2 separate regions of the Homo sapiens genome follow, and region 1 is linked to region 2. The links are chromatin loops, found by intact Hi-C in ENCODE. Cell type or tissue: Caco-2. All regions are shown on one strand. Each heading gives the region's core, and the rest is flanking DNA. Links, peaks and the distances in the headings are about the cores only.

The links. A loop is a pair of places that touch in the nucleus more often than their neighbours do. Peaks named below come from ENCODE experiments on the same cell type or tissue, not always from the same donor. Only the 100,000 strongest peaks of a DNase experiment are listed, where the experiment ranks them.
Region 1: a loop joins it to region 2, with 6 times the contacts of the local background. A loop is called at or near these places in 10 of 110 quality-filtered maps.

What each region holds. Positions count from the first base shown.
Region 1 is chr11:93,646,603-93,651,119 of GRCh38, forward strand. No RefSeq gene overlaps it. Among named protein-coding and RNA genes, the nearest start is that of CEP295, 13 kb to the right of the region's middle. In Caco-2, for the core only: a CTCF peak has its summit at 1,792; no DNase peak of the experiment used is centred there.
Region 2 is chr11:93,485,055-93,489,571 of GRCh38, forward strand. All of the region lies in intron 2 of SMCO4 (single-pass membrane protein with coiled-coil domains 4), which reads right to left. Among named protein-coding and RNA genes, the nearest start is that of SMCO4, 56 kb to the right of the region's middle. In Caco-2, for the core only: no CTCF peak of the experiment used is centred there; a DNase peak (open chromatin) is centred at 2,287.

The DNA.
Region 1 (4,517 bases), core at 803-3,302, 160 kb after region 2:
GATTTTGTTAAAATGCACATTCTGATGCAGTGGATGTGAGTTGGGGCCTGAGATTCTTACTTCTTGTAGCAAGCTTCCTAGTAAAGCCAGTGCTGCTGGTCCTCTATCCACACGTTGGGCAATTAGCAGGCCTACAGTAAGTTTTAATAATCATTAGCTCTTCCATTATTCAGCTTGGTGAAGATGGAAAGAGAGAGTGTGCAGTGATTTTTACGAAACCTTCATCATCCATTGGAATCACATGTGGTGCTTTGAAAAATGCAGATGCCAAGCCAGGTGTGGTGGCACATCTGAGGTGGGAGGATCACTTAAACCAGGAAGCTCAAGACCAGCCTGGGCAACACAGCAAGACCCCGGTCCCTTAAAAAATTTTAAATGAAAAAAATGCAGATGCCTGAACTCCTGTCTCTGAAGATGCTGATTTGGTATCTTCTCGGTGGAGCCCAGGAATCTATGTTTTTAAAGTGCTACAAGTGATCCAGAATAGATAGATGTAAAGTAATAAGTATCTTGGGTAAAACTTATTTTGTAGCCACTGAGAAAGTGTCCAAATGTCCCCCTGGTACAAAACTCTTATTCACCATAATGCCAGTCTAAAACACACTATCTGAGTCATGGCCATCCAAAGAGGAGATAAAAAATTTTTGCCTTAGACCCTAGGCTGCTCTAGAGCCTCTAGCAATTCTAGAGCCAGTCTCCATTGCCCTTCTATCCTTTACTGTGCAAAGGAAGAATGGGTTATAAGAGGCAAACACCATGGGAAATCCAACTCCATCACTTACTAGCTATGGGATCTTGGGCATGACTTTAATTTCCTGTTCCTCAGGTACCTCATCTATAAAATGTGGATAATATCAAACTCACCTACCTCATAAACACATTGTGAGAATAAAATGAATACCCTATAACCTTGCTGCTCAAAATGTGGTCCGTGGACCATCAGTATCAGCATCACCTGAGAGCTTGCTTGATATGCCAAATCTCAGATCTACTAAATAAGAATCTGCATTTTAACAAGATACCTTCCCCACAGTGATCCCTATGCAAAGTTTGCAAAACACCACTTTATAGTATTAAAAAATTATGAGGAAGAGTTATAAGATAAAATAGTCCTTATTCTTTAAGATCTCACAGTCTCATTAAGAAGGGGCAAGCTTTATATTATATGTGAACAATTAGAGAGGGCTACAAAGCCCACAAAATCAAATGATAAATAGTGTCCATACTTTTCCAGAAAACAGAGCAATTTAAAAAACAATAGCAGCAACCACATTGTTTGATCATCTTCCTAGGTCTGATTATAATAATCAGTGCTCTCCAAATGTTCTCGCAATCAAGAAACAAAGAATGATAATACATTGAAGTGGAATTAAAGGATGATGTTGTTCAAAACCAGAGTCAATTGTTTTGGGCACAGCTTCTGAACTTCCTGGCAAATCACCTGGACATCTGTGACAATGCAGATTCTGAAACTCCCAGAAAATGTCCATGCTGCTAGTCCACAAACAGTACTTTGAGGAGTAAGGGTTGGGGATTCAGGCCACCCAGGGCCTCTACCAGCAGCCATGTTTACCAGGAATAAATATGTCAGTACACTTTAACCCATCTGTGGGACAATGGATGGAAAGCGCTACCCTAACTCATCCCATTTATACTGGGACGAGAAAGTATTGTTTCTGCACCTGAGGACATCTTTAGTGCCTGATACACAGGGGGATGAGAGGGAGACAGCTGCCTTAGCTATGCTTATGTATAGCACCACTTAGTGGTGATATATGTCAGCCAATACTGCTGAGGAAACAAGGGAAATTGCTGTTGGATATATGATTCTACTGCCTGAGAAGCCTGTCAGTGTAAACTTTTCTGTTTCTCCAGAACCTGTGGAGTTGTGTTCATTTATGTGTCTCTCCTCGGAGCAGAACCTTGTGAGTGCACAGTTTCCAGGAACTATACGATGTTCTCCCTCTGACACCTGCTTTACGTATAGATGTTTAACAACTGTGCCAGCTCACCCTTCCCTGAACTCCCCAAGTAATTGGCTTCATGTCACTTTGCCTTGGTATAGCATTCCTACTCCCCAGATTCATGGTACTATATGTTTGATGGGTCACGTAGTGCTGTACCACCTCCTTCTACCTACTCATGATATAAAACTTTATCAAGACATTTACCTCCAAGGAAAGAATATGCTTAATAAACATTACCAAGAAAGCCTAAGAAGGCTCAATATTCAAATATTCATTCACATAACTATGTTCTTATTGGAGAAATCAAAAACTACAAGGGAAAAATGAATGATTTTGCATTAAAAATTTACCTTCTTTTTGGCAAAAACACCAAAAATAAGATGAAAAGACAAATGCTAAACTGAAAAAAAAATGGCAATTTAAACAAAGATTTAATGCAGAAAGAACAAGTCAGTACAGGAAATAATTGCAATAGAAAAGTGGACAAAGAATAAAATCTAGGAATTCACACAAATGATATATATAAACGGTCAAGAAATATATACAGAAAAACATTCAAATAATCCTAAAATGTAAATATTTGCCTATCAGACTACTAAAGATGAAAAGTATTGACAAAGTTGATAGGTTTTGTCAATACTTTTTCATCTTTAGTAATCTGATAGGCAAATATTTTCAGTTGGGTCAATAGTACTCTGTTGATGGGAACATAAATGGTTGAATGTGTCAAATATGTCTTTAATATTCATACCCTTGGTGTCAGTAATCCCACTCCTAAAAACCTATCATAAAAAGATAACTACACTAGAAGATGAATATTCATTATTTCATCCAACAGATATTTGCTGAGCTCTTATATGTGCAAGGCATTAGATTAGGAGTTAGGGATATTCTTTACTGGGCCAAGAACAAAATAAGCAAAGAAGCATTCATTATAGTCAAAGGAGACAAATGACAAAAACTGTGTGTGTGTGGTGGGGAGGTGTATGTGTGGGTGGGTGGGTGGGTAGTGGTGGTAGTGCTGGTGGTGAGAATGGTCAGGGCAAGAGAAGATGGAATGTCCTGCTCCTACAGGGTGATTAGGAAAGGGCTCTCTGTTAAGGACACATTTGAGAAGAGACTTTAAGGAACCAGGGAAACAAGACATAGAGATACCCATGAAGAGATGATTCCAAGTGAGGGAACAACAGGTGTGGAGATGGGAGCATGTTGGTGTGTCTAAGGATCAGCAAGGAGGCCGGTGAAACTGGAGCACAGTGAGGGAGGATGGAAACTGAAGCAGGTTGGATGGGGCCGAGGGATAGTGCTCTGAGATAATGCAGGACATTGTCAGCCATAGTAAGACCGTGAGGTTTACTTTCAATGAGACAGGCAGAACCGGAGAGCCCTATGCAGAGCAGTGATGAGCAATGACTTGAATTTGTAAAGACCCTCTGACTTCTTGGTAAGCAGAAAAGCCACTTGGAAGCCATGATAATCCAGATAAGATATGATGGGGGAGAGGACAGCAGAGGTGGCTGAAAGTGGTTGAGTTCCAGATACGTTTTGAAGATAGAGCCATCAGGATTTCCTCACGATACAGATGTGAGTTGTAAAAGAAAGGAGTCAAGGATGATTCTGAGATTTGCACTTGTTAGTATTATATTTATTGAGATGGGGAAGCCCGAGGAAGAAAATTTGGGTGAGGTAGACTCAGAAAAATCAAGGGCTTTCCACTTGTCAAGTTTGAGATGTGTCTTAGACATCTAAGTAGAGATGTTAGGCAAGCAGTTGGGTTATGAATCTGGAGTTCAGGGAAAGGTCTAGGTTGGAGATATATATGTGGGAGTAGAATGCTGGGATTTAGTCCTGAGTCCAGATGAGATCACCTAAGGAACAAATGTAGGTAAGGAACAGAAAAGTTCTGAGAATGGAACCCCACGATAGTCCAAGATTTGGAGGTCAGGAAGATGAGGAGAAACAGACAAAAGGGACTGAAGAGCAGTGGCCAATAAAATAGGAGAGCCTCCTAGAAGGTGGTGTCCTGGAAGGCAAACGAATTCCAACAAGTAATGATCAGGTGTCAAGTGCGGTTCAGAGGTCAAGGAAGATGAAGTTGGAGGACAAACCAAGGGCTTGACAACATGGAGGTCATGGTGACCTTGGCAAGAACTATGTGTGGAGGAATGTGGACAAAACCTGATGGAGTGGGTTTAGGAGAAGCAAGAAAAGATGATGCAAGGCTGATAAGAATAAACAACTCTGTCAAGCATTCCAGGTGTCTAAGGAAACAAGAAAATGGGCTGGAGTTGGAGGTGGAGTGATATCAAAGAAAAAAATTTTTTTTAAAAGATGTAGTCTCATTCTGTTGCCCAGGCTGGAGTGCAGTGGCGCAGTCTCGGCTCACTGCAATCTCTGCCTCCTGGGGTCAAGCAATTCTCCTGCCTCAGCCTCCCAGGTAGCTGGAATTACAGGCATGCACAACCACACAGCTAATTTTTGTGTTTTTTTTAGTAGGGATGGGATTTCACCATGTTGGCCAGGCTGGTCTCAAACTCCTGGCCTCAAATG
Region 2 (4,517 bases), core at 1,036-3,535:
GAAATAATGTTTTGAATATACTGGGTTAAATAAAATCTATTATTAAAATCGATTTCACCTGTTTTCTTTTCTGTTTTAATGTGGCTACTAGAAAAGTTTTAAATTCCATGAGTAGCTGGCATTATACTTTTACCGGACAGCTTGCCCCATGCAGTCAGGGGCTCACACTGCCCTCCTGTAAGCTTTCCACATCATAGGCTCAGCCCACAAGGCTGAGAACTCCCTAAGCCTTCACAGCCCAGCCCCATTCATTCTTTCCAGCCTCACCACACCCAAATGACCCACTATTACCATCACACCTGAGCCTGCCTGTGGATTCTCACCTCCATGCCTTTGCTGATGGAACATCTATGCTGGAATGCGCTTTTCCCTCACACTGTCACCTGCCTGTGCAGTCTCTCATCTTTGGACAACCATCACATGTGGCCTTTGCCAGCTCCTCCATGCAGAAGCAACAGCTTCCTCCTCAGTGCTATCTCAGGACTTGGTTTATACCTTTACTGCAGCACTGACTGGCAGCTACTGCCTAGCTGGCTGGGCCTCTGACGTCTCCACTTCTCGGGGACTGCAAATGTGCCTTGCTGGTAATAATATTCTCCTGGGCTGGCATGATGCCTTTTATATAACAGGTGCTCAACAAACATCTGCTGGACTGAATATCAAAGCCGGAATATTTTAAGACAAGCAGTTCATCTTAGGCAACTAACCATTGAGTTAGAATAGAAAATTCTGTAATAATAAAGCAGCTAGCTGCCATTTATAAATACTTATTTCATTCCCACCACAATCATACAAGATTGGTATTTTTACCCCCATTTAAATGATGAAACTGGGATTCAGTAAAGTATGCTGTTGTCCAACATCAAAGACTGCTGGGAACAAGCACAATCTCAACTCCACTATAAAACCTGCAATAAGTACTCGTTAAGTATTTAATGAATGACCAACTGAATGAGGATTTGAACTCAGATGTGATTCCAAAGCCCACCCATCCTGTGTGACCCCACAGTGCCTCTCAACCACCCTACAAATAAGAACAGCAGCTACTGCTTCCTGAATGCTCAATACCTATCAAGCGACTGCACTAAAGCCCTCCACAAACATGCAAGCCTCACAGCAGCCTTCATCCCCATTTTGCAGACAAGGGAACTGAGGCTTAGAGCAGGCCCCAGGTGGTTAGAAAGTCAATAGTGCAGCTGGGATTCCAATCAAGCTCTTTCTGGCTCAGAAACCGTGTTGCCCCCACCCCAAGCAGCTGCTTCCAGGGAGGCCAGGCTATCCCCTACAAGGCATGTGGACCAATGGGACACAGATCAAGAGTCCAAGCCTGGTTCCCGCTCATCAGCTTTGGAAGCTGAGGACACAGGGAAGGTTGTGAGAGGAACACAAGCCTTCTTGGTATGTCTCATTTGGCAGCAGGTAAAGTCTGTTGCTTACAATCAGGCTAGCCCTGATGCCTGGAAGGTGCCGCTACACGCTGGCTGGGCAGTCATTCTGGGTTAAAAGATGCACCACATCCCGCTTGAGTTTTCAGTGTGGGCCAGGCTGCTCTGAAGGCCCCCAGGAAAAGTGCAACTCTCTCCACCCACCCCTACACTGCCCAGGGCCTACAGCATGGAGGGAGCCAAGGATGTCACAGGCTGTTGAAGGGGTGCCTGCCGAGAAGAGCTTGACCAGACCTGGAGTCCATGCTAAGTCCCTGTACACTAACGCCCATTACACCCCACTGTACAACCCATGTGAGAACAGTAACCAGGCCCAGACATCCAACCACTAGACTATTCTCAATGCTGTTCTCCTTTTCTAAAGTTTCAAAGCTCTCCTGTCTTCAGAAAAAAACAGTTGAAGGCGCTCCCTAAGAAGTGGCTGCATGTTTCTCCCACTTCAAAATCAGGAACACAAATGAATAAACAACACGAGAAGGGTATATATGGAGAAAGCTCCACCATCTCTTCTTGTAACTGTGTCATTATTACAATATGAGGCATTAGAAGGGCCAAACTGCTCTATGCTTTATGCTATAAGCCCAGGGAAGCTGCCCTGGGTTCAGGGAGACATAAATTCTGCACTTGAGAGCAGCAGCTCTGCGGTTCATCAAGTGTGCTTGCTTCATTTTATGTCCCTGGTATTTAGCCATAACGGGCCTGTGATCACTTCACTCCAGTCTGCGGCAGAGTGGGGGTAGGGGGCAGACAGGCTGACAGGAGAATTGTGCAAGATGGGACTCCGGACACCCGCAAAGCACCTGCTGATAACATAAGCGTCTGCCCCAGGAACATATACATGAACAAACAATGACAGCCACACAGGTGCCAGCTCCACTAGCTCCCTGCTGCCGACAGGCCACAGGGGTCAGGAAAGCTCTTGACCTGAAGGCCAGTGGGTGTATGGAGGGGAGGAGGGATCATAGCTACAGACAGATAAAAGATACACACACACACTTCTCATACCAAGGGCAGAAAAAATAAGAAAATGTTATTTGGCAGCAGTGGCAGCAGCACTGACTACTCCCAAATAAAAATCCAGAAACACAAAAGAATCTTTGAGTGGGTTGCCGAATGACAGAGACATGAAAGCTAGCATTCTCAATAAATCAGATAAGTCACATTTTTTTGGCACACTTGGATTAATAAAGTGCTTTTCTGTGCATTATTCATTTCATCCTCAAAGTAACTGTGTTATGTATTATTGTCCTTAGTCAACAAGAAAAAGCAGCACACGGTAAATTAAGTGCATGTCAGGGTTTCAGTCCCATCCTGGCAATTCTAGGGTCTGTGATCCTGGGCAAGTAACTTAACCTCTTAAGACCTTCAATTACTATGTTGTCAAACAAAGATAAAAGTATCTATCATTCAAATATTTTTTAAGCATACCCTGTATGTCAGGGGACAATGTTGAGGATGCAGCTATGAACAAAACAAGCAAAAATGTTGCCTTCAGGTAATGAAGCTGTCTTCATTCACAGGGAATGTGGAGAGACAGACAACTAACAAATGGATAGAGCATGTGTCAGATGATGCTATGTGCTGCTGGAGGCGCAGAGGCTGTAAATTTAGAGTAACTGATCAGGGAAGGCTTCATGAGAAAGTGACACTGGACCAGAGACTTGAAGGGACCTGTGCAGGGGGAAGATCTTCCAGGCAGGGCAGGACCCATGCACAGACCCTCAGGCGGGGCATCCCTTGCATGTCTGAGAAGCACGCAGGGGCCAGCAAGTCCGGAGAAAGCAAAGGGAGAGCTGAGGGGTCACAGAGGGAGCAGCAGAGGGCAAGATGGGGCCACAGAAGGGTGCTGCTTACATTTTAAAAGAACTCTGTGTGGACAACTGACTGCAGCTGTGAAAGGGCTAAGGCAAGGAAATCAGTGAAGATGCTAATGAATTATTCAGGTAAAACTTAATGTTCCAGGATACGGGTAGATGTGGTGCAAAGTGGTCTGATACCGAGTACACTTTGAAGGCAGAGGCATACAATTTACCGAGATTGGAAATGGAGTGTGAAAAAAAGAAAACAGACTGAAGGTCTCAGGCCTGCGCAACTGGAAGAATGGTGTTGCCATTGAGAGAGGTGGGAAGTTGCAAGGGGGTGTGAGGCGGGTGGGGACAGCTGGAGTTTGACAATCTATCAGCCATCCCTAGTAGAGGCATGAAAAGGCAGCTGGAGGCATGCGCCTGCAAAGCAGGGAGAATGGGCTGGAGACAGGACCCTGGGAGCTGTGGGCCCTTAAAGCTGGGAAGTGGAGTGTGTGCAGAGTAGGGGACTAAGCCCTGGAGCAATCCAAAGTCTAGACCTTGGGGGAGTTGAAGAGGAAGCAGGAAAAGACTGAAAAGGGAGTCAAGAAGAAAACCAGGAAGACGATGGTGGCTTGGAAGGCAAATGAAGAAGGTGTCCTGAGGAAGGGGGAGCTGGCCATCTGGTCTGGCCACATGCAGGTCCTCTATGACTTGCAGAGCAGTTTCAGTGAAGAGGGGTCAGGGGCAAGATTGGAGTAAGTCTGAGGGAGGGTGGCAGCAGGCAGACAGAAGGCAGTGAGAGCAACTCTTCTCCAGACTGCAGTAAACAAGAGCACAGGGAAGACTCGGAGGCAGTGCCGGCCTGAAATCCTAGTTCTGCCGTTTATCGGCCCTGCAACCTCAGGCAGGTTACTTAATCTTTCTGTGCCTCAGATGTCTCACCTGAAAAATGGGGCTAATAATTGGACCTAGAAAACTGATATACAAGAATAGTGACTGGTACATAGTAGGTATAATATAAGCATTAGCTGTCATCATCATAAGGAATAATGACAAAATAATTATGTATGAAAAATAATTCCTCAAAGAAGAGCATCTGCTTAGGAGGCAGGGAGAGAAGGGAGATGTTGGAAGTCTGAAGAGAGAGAAGCCATGAACAGCTGTCCAGGAGGCGATGACTGAATGGGAGGAGTGGCATGACCTGCCACCAGCTTGGGGCCCACTGCAGTTGGAGGCCACACAGCTTGAAGCAGGAAAGTCAGGATGGCACCAACCGCGCAGGTGT